Regions from separate parts of the Homo sapiens genome. Here region 2 is linked to region 1. The links are chromatin loops, found by intact Hi-C in ENCODE. Cell type or tissue: heart right ventricle. All regions are shown on one strand.

Region 1 (8,000 bases):
CAACACATAGGCATATAATTTGTAAACTACAGAAAATCAAAGATAAAAAATTTTAGGTCAGGCACGGTGGTTCACACCTGTAATCCCAGCACTTTGGGAGGCAGAGGTGGGCAGGTCACTTGAGGTCAGGAGTTCAAGACCAGACTGGCCAACATGGTGAAACCCTGTCTTTACTAAAAATACAAAAATTAGTCAGGCATGTTGGCGGGCACCTGTAATCCCAGCTACTCAGGAGTCTGTGGCAGGAGAATTGCTTGAACCCAGGAGGTGGAGGTTGCAGTGAGTCAAGATCACGCCACTGCACTCCAGCCTGGGTGACAGAGTGAGACTCCATTTCAAAAAAAAGAGAAAAACAAAAAGTTTTAAAGAAGCCCAAGGGACTTCTATAAAGGAACAACAACAAAAAAAGAATTGCCTTTCACTTTTCCTCAGAAACCATGCAAGCAAGAAGACAGTGCCATGACCTGTTGACAGGAAAAAAATCCCTAGAATTCTTTACCCAGTGAAATTATCCTTCAAAATTGAAGACAAAATAAAGACTTCTCAAACTAAAATTGAAGGAAGTTGTTGCTAATAGCTCTGACTTGCAAGAAATGTTAAAGAAATTCTTTAGAGAGAAGGAAAATATGTAGTTCAGAAACTTAGATCTACATAAAGAAAGAAAGCATTGAAGAAGGAGTAAGTGGAGGTAAAATAAAAATTTTCCTTTTCTTATTCTAAAAGATGACAGTTTGTTCAAAATAACAGCAACAATGTGTTCAATTATTCAATTATGTCTACTTATGTAAATACATCTCCTAAGCAGAGATCCCAGACCAGACCACCCAGGCTTTGGACCCGCCAAACTGTGAGTTAAGAAGTGGTGTTGTTTTGGCCTTGGCATGGTGGCTTACACCTGTAATCCCAGCACTTTGGAAGGCTGAGGTGGGTGGATCACTTGAGGTCAAGAGTTCAAGACCAGCCTGGCTAATGTGGTGAAATCCCCATCTCTACTAAAAATACAAAAATTAGCCAGGCATGGTGGCACGTGCCTGTAATCCCAGCTACTTGGGAGGCTGAGGTACGAGAATTGTTTGAACCCGGGAGGCGGAGGTTGCAGTGAGTCGAGATTGCGCCACTGCACTCCAGCCTGGGTGACAAAGGGAGGCTCTGTTAAGAAGTGGGTGTTGTTTTAAGCTGTTTACTTTGTGGTAATGAGTGACAGAGCAATAGAAAACTAGTACACCTGTGCTCAGTGTTTACAAGAACAAGGCAAACGTGTCAACCCAACACCAGAGATTTAGCCCTTTATTCTCTTGGGGGCTTGCCCATGCCAGGTTGTAAACTCTTGGAGGTGTTTAATTTGCTCACTCTTGCGCCCCAGCACTCTTGTATTAATATGCTTAATACATATTTGAATTTTTTAAATTGTCGTGTGGAATGATTTGTCTACCAGGATGCTTTATCACAGCAATAGCAATAAAATCATACAGAAAAGTTCTATCCAATAATAATTAGGCCATACAATCATATATCTGTAAGATAAAGTACCATGCTTCCTTTTAAATCGTGATGTGAAAAACAATTTAATGACAGGAAATTATTCATAATATATTTAATAGCAAATTACAAAATAGAGAAATGTGCATGCACACACACAGAAAAATACTTGAAAAGTGGGATCTCAATATACAAAAAGTACTTATCTCTGAGTAGTAAGGTTATGGGCAATTTATATTTTCTTTCTTACTTTGGGGAAGTGCCTTCAAAAACTTCTATTATAAAAATATATGAATTCTATAATGAGAAAATAATTAGCACAGGAAGTAGACAGAGATCCATTTAAGGCATATTTTATACTGGAAACTGGAGAATAGGCCTCACCTTGAGTAGCTCCTCCCCACTGGCTTGGGCATTCTCTGACTGTTCTTTGATTTGTTTTTGAAGGTGAAGAACTTGCCCCTCCATGTACCTAGATATTCCGTCATAGTAAGTAAGTGTCATGGTTCTTCTTGGCAAAAGATTTTTAGCTCTATTGGAAAATTTGTAAAAGTTGTCCCATTCCTGAAGTCTGGCATACCTGCATTACCACAAGAGAATAAGAAAAATCAGTATCACCCATTAGGAATAGGCTGGCTTTCTGAAATGTCTCTCTGGATGTGCAGCTTCCTTTACCTGGGTCTCTGGAAGTGTGTAGTCTCCTGCCTACCCCTGCTTCACACTCCCTAAAAAAGCAGGAAATTATGTGATACAGAGCAAGGAAATAATAAATTTTTTTGATGACTTGAGATGAATAGAATCCTTGGAAACACTCAGGTAATATTAGCCACCATTGAACTCTTTGGCTTTGGCTTTTTTTCTTTTTTTGAGACGAAGTCTTGCTCTTGTCCCCCAGTCTGGAGTGCAATGGCACAATCTTGGCTTACTGCAACCTCTGCCTCCTGGGTTCAAGTGATTCTCCTGCCTCAGCCTCCCGAGTAGCTGGGACTACAGGTGTGTACCACCACGCCCAGCTAATTTTTTGTATTTTAAGTAGATACGGGGTTTCACCATGTTGGCTAGGCTGGTCTCGAACTCCTGACCTCAGGTGATCCACCCGCCTTGGCCTCCCAAAGTGCTGGGATTACAGGCTGTGCCACCATGCCCGGCCACTTTGGCTTTTTAAATTAAAAAGTGAGGGAGATCAGACACTTGGAGCTGTGGATTCTGGGGCTTGAAGAAATTGTTCCAATACCAAAGAGAGATGATTTAGGCCAGTACTGCTCAAAATGTAGTCCACAGACTGGCATCATCAGTATCACCTGGATTCTCATTAATGCAGGTTCTCTGGTTCAGTCCAGGTCTACTGAATCAGACAGGCTCTGGGGGTGTGGCATCTCTGAGTTAACAAGCTCTCCAGGTGATTTTTTTTTTAACCCTTCAAAGTAATTAAAAATAAGACATTTATTCCAACAATTCTTACATTGCATGAAATACCTCTTTAATATTCTACCTGCATTTGGAACTACCTTCAGAGTATATGGTACAATCCTTTGAATATTTTCTGTGTAGAAAATCCGATTTTTTTTTTTTTTTTTTTTTAGATGGAGTTTCACCCTTGTTGACCAGGCTGGAGTACAATGGCACGATCTCAGCCCACTGCAACCTCTGCTTCCCTGGTTGAAGCAATTCTCCTGCCTCGCTGGGATTACAGGCGCCTGCCATCACGCCTGCCTAATTTTTTATATTTTTAGTAGAGACACGGTTTCACCATATTGGCCAGGCTGGTCTCGAACTCCTGACCTCAGGTGATCCACCCACCTCAGCCTCCCAAAGTGCTGCGATTACAGGCGTGAGCCACTGCTCCTGGCCTGCTTATGATTTTTTTATTTTTTATTTTTTTTTATTTTTTGAGACCCAAGTTTTGCTCTTGTTGCCCAGGCTGGAGTGCAATGGCGCGATCTTGGCTCACCGCAACCTTCGCCTCCTGGGTTCAAACAATTCTCCTGCCTCAGCCTCCCAGGTAGCTGGGTTTACAGGCATGCGCCACCATGCCTGGCTAATTTTTTTGTATTTTTAGTAGAGATGGGGTTTCTCCATGTTGGTCAGGCTGGTCTTGAACTCCCGACCTCAGGTGATCTGCCGGCCTCGGCCTCCCAAAGTGCTGGGATTACAGGTGTCAGCCACCGCGCCCGGCATGATTTTCTAATAGCCAAATATTTAAAGCCAAATCGGATCAACAGTAGGCAAAACATCTTCTCCAGGCCATCAACTTCATCTTCATCTGTGCTGTATTCTTCCATTGTTTTGCCACTAACAAAGTGGATGACTCTCCTTGGGACTTTCTTCTTTTTTCCTATGACTCCCAGTTCTACGTTTCAAAGCCTCTTTCGTTACTCATCCTTGAGATAAAATTTGGCTATGGTTGTCCTGACATCAACGTTTCCTTTTGGACCATGACTCAGCTTTTTGGATCCCTTAATTTCCTGCCCCGCAGATTCCCCGAATGCCGCGGCGGCCGCAGCTCCCGAGGCTGCGACGGCTTCTCCTCGTTCCACAGGGCCCACTGGGTCCTGGTCCATCGTCGTCGCCACCACAGGGCTGCTGGCGCCGCAGCGCCGGCCGCCTAGCCAAGTCTCTGGGAAGGGGACTAGCCGGCCTTGAGGGGCGGGGCCGGCCAGAGGGGCGGGGCCAGCCCGCGCCTCGCCTAGCCCGCCTGGCTCAGCACCCCGAGAGCTGGCCGACTGCCCTCCAGGTGATTTTTATGCCCACTAAAGTCTGAGCAGCATTGGCCTAGGACACAGCTGTTTAAAAAATTCTCCTGCTGAGATAGACAAGAAAAATAAATTTGGATGATTTCTGGACTTTAGATTCCTTAACCTTTAACTCACATTGGTAAGTTATTTGATTTTGAACTTTAATTGGCAAGAGTAATCAATTTTTGGATTTTAATTTCTCCTCATTAATTTTAATAATAAGAGGGGATTTCTTGCCAGGTGCAGTGGCTCATGCCTGTAATCCCAGCATTTGGGAAGGCTGAGGTAGACGGGACCTGAGCCCAGGAGTTGGAGACCAGCCTGGGCAACATCACGACATCCCATCTCTACAAAAGATTAAAATTAGCCAGGCGTGGTGGTATGTGCCTGCAACTCCAGCTACTCAGGAAGCTGAGGTGTTTGGGAGGATCACTTGAGCCTGGGAAGGCGAGGCTGCAGTGATCCGCGATCGCACCACGGGACTCCAACCTGGGTGACACAGCAAGACTGTCTCAGAAAGAAGGAAGGGGTGGATTTCTATTCCAATTTGGAGCTGTTCTAACTTGTAGCATTTTATATAGGAATGTCTTCATATTGTCATTTAGTCTCATCACAAACCTCTGATAGACCATACGGTTGCATATAATTAAGATAGGAAATAAAATAATAGGGGGCGATTTTCAGTCTTGGGGATAGTCATGGAAATAATTTAATGAATGTTCTGTTCTGACCCATTTTAGAACCTTAGCATTCATCTCCTTCCTTAAGGGTATGACCATAATAGCTACATGCTTAACTGAGTTAAAAACGTAGTAGGTTAAAGGAATTGAGCCTTAGGCTTAATGAGTTAATGGGGTGCGGGGAGAATGCTGCTTCCTCACTCCTGAAATTTCCTTCCATGTAAGGGGCCTCTATTTGGTGCAAAGCACCAGAACTCTTTCCCCGCTTTACTTGCCCTTTCAATGATAAGGAGAGATCTTGCTGGTGATTTGGGAGATGAATTGGGCAAGTATAACTCAGTCCGTGTCTCTCTCTATCTTGAGAGCCAGTGAAGCCAACAGGGAGTGTGATACTGATCTCTCTGCTACAAGAGGCCTGCCTCCATGTGAGTAGACCTACAGTTTTCCAGAACTGCCTGCTGCTGAATGGGTTAAGTCTAATTCCAGTGCTCAATATTACGAAGCCCGCTTTCGTGAAGATATAAGCCATGTCTTCCAACATTGGCTTTGTCAATCCATGTGATTAGATATGGGCAGGTGCCGGGTGGGCAAGTGGTGCTATTCATTAGTCTTCCTCAAACCCCAGCACCCCTCTGAAGAAAGCAATCTTTTCTTATTTATCCCTGTATCACCACAACATGATATGTTTGCGATAAATGTTTATTGCATGGATGTAATTGAGATAAATTTACTTTTCTGTCCTTGGCCAAGGGGGATGAACTAGTTGATCCCTAACATGTCTCTCTGTGTAAATATCCTCTGACACCCTTAAGCTGTCTCAGGTATAAATTATGAATACTTTCTAAAAGATTTTTCAAGAACTCTTCCTTGGGATTCAACATTTTCACTTTGGGAATTTAGTGATATGCCACACATTGTTACCAGATAGCTACAGAGGAATAAAGTCCCAGGAGGAGTCCACTGTGGAACTTGAGGATTCTGTTGTTTTCGTATTGGTGTATGAATTCCAAACATTCTTCAAATGTTCTATAAACAAAACCTAAGAGAGAGAGGAATGGGTGAGAGTTATTAGTAGGTGTGGGTGATCATCTTTCTAGCCTAGTCACTCTCAGTTGAATTTCCCACTGCAGGGAGAGTTGCCTCTGATTATTGTATGAATCCAGAGGGTCCCGTGGATTGCAACAACCTCATGACTGGATTGCCCTGTGTTTGCTGAGTCCTACCTATTGGGGAGTGTTATGGATATATACTACAGTTCCACAGTACCGACCAGGCAGGTGTGGGGTTTAAACTAATCCTTCCTGGCCTTAGTGCAGCCTAGGACTTCTCTGTCTCTCCACACATGCTTCCTTTGTTGATGGCAATGTCTGCATCCCCTTTCAAGATCACATGTGGGGAAAACAATTCAGGTTGGTTCCTGTGGTTTAGTGTGTACACTTCAAGTGACCTACTTGGTGTCACTTGAAGGTTATCAGGAAGTAACTTATTTTCCAAATCACCAATAGCTACCAGCCTGGAACTCTCACCTCAAGCAATCTAGTCCTTCATTCTAAAGCGTGAAGTCTCTAAGTACATCCTGCTAAAAGTTAAAAACCCCTGGTAAAAGGCACATAGTAAGACAGTCAGCCACTATCACTTAGGTGCAAATTGATCTGACAGTTTAACTGGCAGCTCATATCCATCAGGTTCCTTCAGACTTAATTCTCCTTCTTGCCGTGCCTTTACAATCTCGGCACCTGCTAGACAGTGCTTCAGCTCACACAACCAGCCTCTCTCCATCCCTGCCCTGTAAGTCCACCAGCCAGAAACCTAGTGGTCCCAAAGCCCCAACCTGAGAGCTGCCACACCACACCAGCACAGGTATCAACACCCCCAAGTTCTTTTACATCCCAAACCCACACTTACCAGAATAAAGCAGGATGTCCAAGCAGACAAAATAGAAAAATGCCTTGCTGAAGATGTGTTCCTGTGTTACAGAAAGCTCCCACAGCCGCCCCAGCACCTGGATCAATTGCGGGTATCTATGGAAAAGAAAAGGTAGTGGCCATTAAAAAGTGGTGGATATTGTAATCCCAGCACTTTGGGAGGCTGAGGTGGGTGGATCACGAGGTCAGGAGTTCGAGACCAGCCTGGCCAACATGGTGAAACCCCATCTCCACTAAAAATACAAAAATTAGCTGGGCATGGTGGCGGGCGCCTGTAATCCCAGCTACTTGGGAGGCTGAGGCAGGAGAATCGCTTGAAACCAGAAGGCGGAGGTTGTGGTGAGCCAATAACGCACCACTGCACTCCAGCCTGGGCAAAAGAGCGAAACTCCATCTCAAAAAAAAAAAAAAAAAAAAGCAGTGGATATAATGGACTTTGGGGCCTCGGAGGGGAGGGGAGGAGGGAAGTGAGGAATAAAAGACTACATGTTGGGTATGTGTACACTGCTCGGGTGACAGGTGCACTAAAATCTCAGAATTCACCTCTATAAAATTCATCTATGTGACCGAAAACCATTTATACCCCCAAAGCTATTGAATAAAAAAAGCAGTGGATAGGATGAGGTTCAGTAAAGTCCCTTCCTGGTCTAGTCTTGGTCCTTCTCAGTAATTCGGAACCAAATATACCTCTTAAACAGATTTCAAACACACCCCTATCCAGGACTAAAACCTCAATCTCAAATTGGCTCTTTTTTCAAATTGTTCTTTCCTGGGTCCTCTATATCAGGGTGACCAGAGTCAGAGCAAATTGGCCTTGACCTCTAGTCCTGGTTGCTATTCTCTGGCCATTTGCCTCCCTGGAAGACTTTTCCCTTTGTCTCCACCTGACAGAAGTGGAGGCCTGATTCCCACAGCTGGGATGACTGTCTGACTACCCTCTGATCACTGGCCAGAGCAACCAGATTAGAGATGATGCAAGGCAAAGAATTCTGTTTAAAATAAAAAAGACAAGGCCTGGCGCAGTGGCTCATGCCTGTAATCCCAACACTTTGGGAGGCTGAGGTGGGTGGGTCACTTGAGGTCAGGAGTTCAAGACCAGCCTGGCCAACAGGGTGAAACCCCCTCTCTTCTAAAAAATACAAAAATTAGCTGGGTGTGGTGGCACGTTGCCTGTAATCCCA
Region 2 (8,000 bases), 230 kb before region 1:
CCCTCAAGTATGTCCATTTCAAATTACACATTTGGGGATTAGGACCATGATCACTGGGTGAGTCTGTGGACCCCAGGGGACCAAGTGTGAGCTCGACCTAGGCCTCGACCATTTATTACCTGGTGCCCATTCACCCCTCCTCTAATAGATGGCTCTCCTAATGTCTTAGGTTTCCAGGTACCAATATTAACTTGGGCTCTGTGTCCTCAAACTATATGGGTACCACGCTTTCCCAGTACATAATTACCTAAGTAAATAGTTCTTAGTATTTTGGGGGGAAGACTAGGGGAATCATTGCCATTTATACTTGCTATGGTTTTATAAGGCCTTCCCAGGGATTTAGATTCTCCTTCAATCAATGGGTGCTAGGTCAGAAAACTGGCTCAGGTCTGGAAACTAAAAAAGAGATTTTAAGTTTTTACTGTGGTGGCTACTTTTAGTCTCCTAATCATCTACTCTTGATTTCTTTTGCTTGTATAGATTGGGCAAGACCCTGTTGACTGTCTGTTTGTCTTACCTCCAGGGACATCACGTTCTAGTTGCTGCTTCAATAGCTCTCAGGTCAGGCCTCCTGGGCTTCCACTTCAGCTTTGCTTTTCATGACAATAATTGCACCCACTTTTCTTCTGGTATTTAAGTGTCACCTGACTCTATTATTTTGGAATTCTGTCATTTCCTTCTACTATCAGAGAGCCCAGTTCTGCAACAGGATCTCCCACCTTGCAGAAGACTATCACCAACCACTAAGCTTCTCAGAGATTCTGGTGCCTTCTTGTCAGTGCATTTCTTATTGATTTTATCAACAGTGTGTCCTCCAGGGCTTCCCACCAAACATAGTCATAGAGTGAGTTTCCCAGTTTTGCTAATTATATCCACTGTAGTAGGCCTACTGCTCAAGGTTTCTATCCCTCTTCCACCATCTGCCACAGCAATTCTGGCACTTCTACTTCACTTTGTCCAAGCTTCTAAGGGCCATCCTAGAAATATGTTAGCTTCACCTCCTTAAATAGGGTATTAAATCTGTATTGCAGAAGAGTGCTGCCATATTGATAAACTGTCCCCTAACCAACTTTATGTCCCATGCCCCTTGATCCAGTACCCTTAGAATCTAGTCATTTATGTATTCTCCCAGCTCCTGCCAGCGCATATTGGAATGTATGCATATGCATATATGTCCGGTGGCTCCTGCTGGCTGTAATCCCTTTCCTCTCTTAGCAGGCCCAGCACAGTTGGGTTACGTTGTGACATATTTCTGATTATTGGTCAGGAGGGGAGTTGAGAACATATCCTTGAGGAGTGTGCATGCTGTCTCGCAAGGCAAAGGACTTTGCATTGGCTTAAACCAAGGGGTGTTCCTTGGGGGTGGTGGTGCACATCAGAGTACCATCTTTTAACAGGAAGGAGTGGGTTGCTTCTGCAGACCCAGAGGATACAGGAGAATCTGGGGATTCAAGAGTTTCTAATACATTAACACAGTTTTGATAGCGATAGGAGTCAGCCAAATGCTGAGGCAGATAGGGGTGGGTCCCTGGTGAAACCCCACCTTCAAGTCAAAAACAGCTTGAAGGCTGAAAAACTAGATTGCTGGTCCCAGATGAAACCGGTGACCCAGAATGAGAACTTCTGTTCCTGTTTGCTCACCCTTTCCCTATTGATTCTTTCTGAATAATACTTTTTAACCAATTGAGTGTTGCCTTTTCCAATACTACCTATGGCCTGCCCCTCCCCATTCTGAGTCCATAAAAATCCCCAGACCCACCTACGCAAGGAGGAGAGAACCACCTGACTGTGGGGGTGAGGGACCATCCCCTGTGTCCCCTCTCCACTGAGAGCTGTTCGGTCGCTCAGTAAAATTCTTCTCTGCCCTCCTCACCCTTCAATGTGCAGCATATCCTCAATCTTCTTGGGTGTGGTACAAGAGCTTGAGAATCACCAAATGTGGGTACAAGCTATAACACAGACAAGCTGAGGCACACCAGCATAGCCAAGCAAGCCCTGGGCGGACATCACTGGCTGGAGGTCCCAGGCTTGCAAAGTGACCAAGAAGAAAAAATCCTACATCAGTTGTCCACATCCCATGTATTGCAGTTCCATTCCTTCATAATTAGGGCTCTGACCTTGGCAGAGCTGGTCTGTGGAACTCAGAACTCAACCTTCTCTGAAACTCTGTGCTTCCATAATTAAATCCTAAATTCATTCCTCAGGTTTTTCTGCACTCCAATGATAGGAGATGAGGGTATCTTTTTATGCTTCTGAGGATGTCCTCTGGAATTCTGACTTAGCCTGTAAGAGGTGATTAATTACCCTCAGCCTTTTACGGTCTTGCCCCAAAGAATAGATTATTTCCTAACAACAACTATCTAGTTCTATTGTCTTTATAATGACTATTGCCCTGTATCTCTCAAATGCCTGATACACTACTTGCCAGTAAGTCCTATTCTACCAGCCATCCTTCCATGTACACCATGGTGGAGTTTTAATAGTTGCAGCAGTACAGCGGGCCTGAGGCCATTTGTGCACCCCCAACCACCAGCGGCTGGTCCTCACAGCTGGCTGGCCAGTGGATGATTCCACCCTCAAATCTCAATTTACAAACAGTCTTCATTCTTGGATGAATCCCCACACTGCCACAGATCAGATTTCCTGGGCATCAGACTCTGAGAAGGAGACCGGGTGCAAGAGGTGCATGGTGACACATGCCTGTAATCCCAGCTTGGGAGGCTGAGGCAGAAGAATTGCTTGAATCTGGGAGGCGGAGGTTGCAGTGAGCTGAGATCATGCCATTACACTCCAGCCTGGGCATCAAGAGCGAAATTCTGTCTCAAAAAAAAAACAACAACAACAACAACAACAAAAAAGAGGTTTATCGGGGAGTGCTTTTAAAATTAACTCCCAGGGGAAGGGAAGGGAGCATGATGGGGCAACAGGAGAAGTTAAGCTGTGATGTAGTCACATCAAAAGCCTGAACCAATCCCACTGGTCCTGTGGAGCTGAGATGGCTCATAGCCATCCCACACTGGGGCAAGGGGGCTAGATATTTATACACCCTGTCTTTACTAGTTGTGTTCAACAGCTGAGGGCAATCTCCAGAGAGGGCCTCAGCTACCAGCTGTGAGTTGTCAACACTCTGAGCGAATGAGGAAATAAGTGACCCAGTCCCGAAAGGGGTTGGAAGTGGGTATCTGAGGGGCACACCACAGCATCCTCTCTGAGAGAGTCATTCTTGACCTAAAGCAGGATCCAAGTGCAGACCCAAAGCAGAACTCATACCTTGAGTGTGTGGTTCAAATGCCACTCAGTAAACATGTAGGATTCTTTCAAAACTCATGTATTGTTGGAGTTGGAAAGCCCTTAGAGGATATTCCGTTTCAGACCCCACTCGTCATGGATGAGAAATTTAGACACAGTTTGACCCAAACAGAGCTTTTGACTTCCAGTATTGCTCTTTCTGCTATGGCTTTCTGGTTTTGACTTTATAAAATTCTGAAAATCTTTCTCTTTCTATCTGCTGAAGGAGTCTAAATGGTGATACTTAATTTGGCAAAAAACCAATTACATCTTTGTTATTATCTCAGGATGCAAGAGATGGAATGGCGATTGAACAGTGATCACCTCCACAAAAGAAAGTTATCAGTGATGGTCTGGGCAGGGTGGCTCACGCCTGTAATCCCAGCACTTTGGGAGGCCAAGGCGGGAGGATTGCCTGAGCTCAGGAGTTCGCGACCAGCCTGGGCAACACAGTGGAAACCCGTCTCTACTAAAATAAAAAAAATTAGCTGGGCATGGCGGCATGTGCCTGTAGTCTCAGCTACTTGAGAGACTGAGGCAGGATAATTGCTTGAACTCAGGAGGCGGAGGTTGCAGTGAGCCGAGATTGTGCCACTGCTCTCCAGCCTGGGTGACAGAGCAAGATGCCGTCTGAAAAAAAAGAAAGTTATCAGTGATGGATATAAAGTATCATTTTATGTAATAGTCATAAAGCATTAAATTATTTATCCTCAATTGTTAAGCTGGGTGATATGTACATGGGACTTTAGGGCTTATTGTGTTATTTTACATGCAATTTTATATGTTTAAATTTTTCCTTAATAAAAACTTGACAAAATTATTTAGCCCTTGTTTGTTTGTTTTAAAGAGATAGGGTCTCACTATGTTGCCCAGGCGGATCGTGAACTCCCGGGCTCAAGCAATCTCCTGCCTTGGCCTCCCAAAGTGTTGGGATTAGAGGCATGGGCCACTGTGCCCGGTCTCCCTTGTTTTCCTATAAATACATGATGCCTAGTCTATACATTGAAAGAAATTTATTTCCTCTAAATATAAATGATTTAACAGTCATTTATGTAGCACTTACTCTGGGCTTAAACACTGTGCTAAGTTCCAAAGAAAGAAACAAAGATGAATTCGACAGGTTAATCAATTTTTTGCAAGTGAAATAAAACCTGACATTTGTAGTCCTAAATAATTGGGGTTTCATTTTCTTAAACTCTAAGAAGTCTGGAGAAATATAGTCCAGAGATAGTGTAGTGCCTTAATGACATCATCAAAGACCTAGGTCCTCCTTTTCCCCCAGGTATTTCTGGGAGTCATTGGGAGTCATCAGATAAGGTTGCCAGATAAAATACAGGACACACAGTTAAAATAAAATACAGGACACGCAGTTAAATTTGAGTTTCAGGTAAATAACAAATAATTCCTCTTAGCATGACTATATCCCATGCAATATTTGGGATATATGTATACTAAACATTTTTTTTATATTCATCTGGAATTCAATATTAACTAAGTGTCCTGGGTTGTTTTGTTTTGTTTTGTTTTTTTGCTTTGTTTCTTTTTTTGAGATGGAATCTCACTCTGTTGCCTAGGCTGGAGTGCAGTAGTGGATCTCGACTCACTGAAACTTCTGCCTACTGGGTTCAAGCGGTACCCTTTCCTCACCCTCCCAAGTAGCTGGGACTACAGGTGTGCGCCACCATGCCCAGCTAATTTTTTTATATTTTCAGTAGAAATGGGGTTTCACCATGTTAGCCAGGCTGGTCTTGAACTCCTGACGTCAGGTGATCCGCTCACCTCAACCTCCCAATGTGCTGGGATTACAGGCCTGAGCCACCGTGCCTGGCCCTCTGTTTTTATTTGTTAAATCTTGCAATGCTCCCTTTAGGGAGCAGCTCACATGTGTTCATGACAAATACTATCAGTTACTCCCTCAGCCCATGTTTTCTAGAAAAACAGAGCAGAGGCAAGCCTCACATGCTACAGCTCAATGTAAATCCCAGGGCGGGGGCAAGGCAGGGAAGGAAGGAAAGCAAATGCAAGGTGGCACTTGGATTAGCAGCCCACAGCTTCCAAGGAAAGAGAGCAGCTGCTCAGCTGTGCAGAATGTTGTCTAGACAGGCCCTGTAGAAACCCATGCCCTGGAAATGTCCCTCTTAGTGAAAAAGGAGAGGGCTATATCTGCCAGGTCTTTCACCTTCTGTCATTGTTAAGATTCACTATACAGGGTGTTGGTTCCCCTACTCTTCTGGTTGAGTTATGTGGCTACTCTATGCAGTTAATAGGGAGGCCAGATCCCATGTCCTCCAATGTGGTCTTCACCTGAGCCCAGAAGTGTGAGAGGAGCCACAGCAGCTGTGGGTCTAGTCAGGAAAAATTTGGACACCTGTGCTGTCCCCATAAGCATTATAGAAGCCATGTAGAAGCAGGCTGTCTCCAGGGGGAGGCTGAAGCTGCTGGCAGTATGAGGAGATGAAGTGATGATGACCACAGCAGCAAGCACACTGGCAGCCACAGCCCTGGGGCGAGGAGACTGGTGTACGCATCACATGGACCATGTTCTCACCTCCTCCTGCTAGAGCTTCCTCTGCTGGGGATCTCCTGCAGACACTACTGCCCTTGCAAGATATCACTACTTCTTCTGGCCTCTTCACATGCATCTGAAGGGGCCACTGTGGCAGACCCCACAATTCCTGGCAGGGGGCTTCTGCCACCTTCTGTGCCACTGGAGCCCCTAAATGCTATGGTAGAAAAGGAAGATGGCCTCTCTTTTCCTGAATTTGTTTCATACTATTTTAGGTGGTTACCTTTGGGGACATTTTCCGAATCAAGTGTCAGCAAAATCACACTCAAACCGACCATGGCAAAAAATAAGTAAGCAACCAAAAGGAAGATACTATTTATGTTACTGAAGACATTTCTTAGAAGATGACATACAAATGGCCAATGGGTATTTGAGAAATGCTCAACATCACTAATCATCAGGAAAATGCAAATCAAAACCACAATGAGATATCATATGACCCCGGTTAGAATAGCTATTATCAAAAAGTAAAAAAAAAAAAATGCTGCTGAGAATATGGAGAAAGGGGAACACACACTGTTGGTGGGAATGTAAATTAGTACATCTATTACAGGAAACAATATGGAGGTTCCTTAAAAAGCTAAAAATAGAATTACCATATGATCCAGCAATCCCCCTGCTGGGTATATCTTTGAAAGAAAGGAAATTAATATATCAAAGAGACATCTGCACTCCCATGTTTATTGGAGCACTATTCATAATATCAAAGATGTAGAATCAACCTAATTGTCCATCAGCGGGAGAATGGATAAAGCAAATATGGCATATATACACAGTGGAATACTATTTGGCCATGGAAAATAATGAAATCCTGTCATTTACAGCAACATGGATGGAACCGGAGATCATTATGTTAAGTAAAATAAGCCAGGCACAGAAAGACAAATATCACATGTTCTCATGCATATGTGGGAACTAAAAAAGTGAACCTCATGGACATGGAAAGTAGAATGGTGGCTACCAGAAGCTGGGAAAGGAAGTGGGAGGAAGATCAAGAGAAGTTGGTTAATGGGTACAGAGATACAGTTAGATAGAAGGAATAAGTTCTAGTATTTTATAGTGTAATGGGAAGTTATAGTTAAAATTTTTTTTTTTTTGAGACAGAGTCTTGCTTTGTCACCCAGGCTGGAGTGCAGTGGCGTGATCTCAGCTCACTGCAACCTCTGCCTCCTGGGTTCAAGTGATTCTCCCACCTCAGCCTCCCAAGTAGCTGGGACTACTAATTTTTGTATTTTTAGTAGAAAGGGGGTTTCACCATGTTGGCCAGGCTGGTCTCGAACTCCTGACCTCAGGTGATCTGCCCTCCTTGGCCTCCCAAAGGGCTGGGATTACAGACATGAGCCACCATGCCTGGCCTATAGTTAATAACTTATTGTGTATTTCAAAATAGCTAGAAGAGAAGAATTTTAATGTTCCCAACACAAAGAAAAGAAAAATGTTTGATGTGATGGATATCCAGTTACCCTGATTTGATCCTTACACATTGTATACATGTATCAAAATATCTTATGTACCCCAAAATATGTACAACTAATATAATTAAAAATAAAAAAGTATAGTGTTCAAAAAAAAAATCCCAAGAGGAGCTTTACGTTCAGATGTGGCTGGGCTCAGAGCTCGAGTGTTGTCTTCTGGGTTCTTTCTAACTCTTTGCTCTGCCCTTCCCTGTGTTGCCAGCATTCTTAGGCTCTAGGCAGGGGCAAACCATCATAACCTAACGGCCTCCAAGGCAGTACAAGGAAAGCCTCTCTTCTGGGAGTTCTGCAGAGGAGTCTTGGGTTTCTTCTCATCAGACCAGCTCAGGCAAGGAGCCCACTCCTAAGCCAGGGAATGAACTATGCCCACTGCCCAAGGCTGAGTCATGTGTTGCACCCCAACAACATGACTAGGAGAGGGCGGGGAAGTCAGGGAGTGTTGCTGCACCAAGGGAGAGGATGCTGGGAGATAAACAAAGAAATATTGGCCGCAGATTGGCCACAAACAAAGAAGGACTGCTTGTGCCTCCACTCCTCAAAGAGTTTTAATGTACACCCCCCTTCTCTATAGGACCAAGCTGTAAGTTCCTGGGGACTGTTCCTGGGGCAGACTAACAGAAGAAAGCAATCTTAGTCAAAATCTTCCCTCTCCAACAACTAAGCCTGCTTAC

Evidence for each region. A loop is a pair of places that touch in the nucleus more often than their neighbours do. Peaks named below come from ENCODE experiments on the same cell type or tissue, not always from the same donor. Only the 100,000 strongest peaks of a DNase experiment are listed, where the experiment ranks them.
Region 2: it touches region 1 in a loop (4-fold over the local background); 7 of 110 quality-filtered maps call a loop at or near these places.

What each region holds. Positions count from the first base shown.
Region 1 is chr1:167,816,209-167,824,208 of GRCh38, forward strand. It overlaps ADCY10 (adenylate cyclase 10), which reads right to left. Exons shown (of 33, transcript NM_018417.6): 29 at 6,800-6,915; 30 at 5,816-5,933; 31 at 1,864-2,059. Among named protein-coding and RNA genes, the nearest start is that of ADCY10, 94 kb to the right of the region's middle. RefSeq lists a silencer at 4,076-4,225. In heart right ventricle, no CTCF peak of the experiment used is centred here; a DNase peak (open chromatin) is centred at 4,153; H3K4me3 peaks cover 879 bases; H3K27ac peaks cover 1,471 bases.
Region 2 is chr1:167,581,741-167,589,740 of GRCh38, forward strand. No RefSeq gene overlaps it. Among named protein-coding and RNA genes, the nearest start is that of CREG1, 32 kb to the left of the region's middle. In heart right ventricle, no CTCF peak of the experiment used is centred here; no DNase peak of the experiment used is centred here.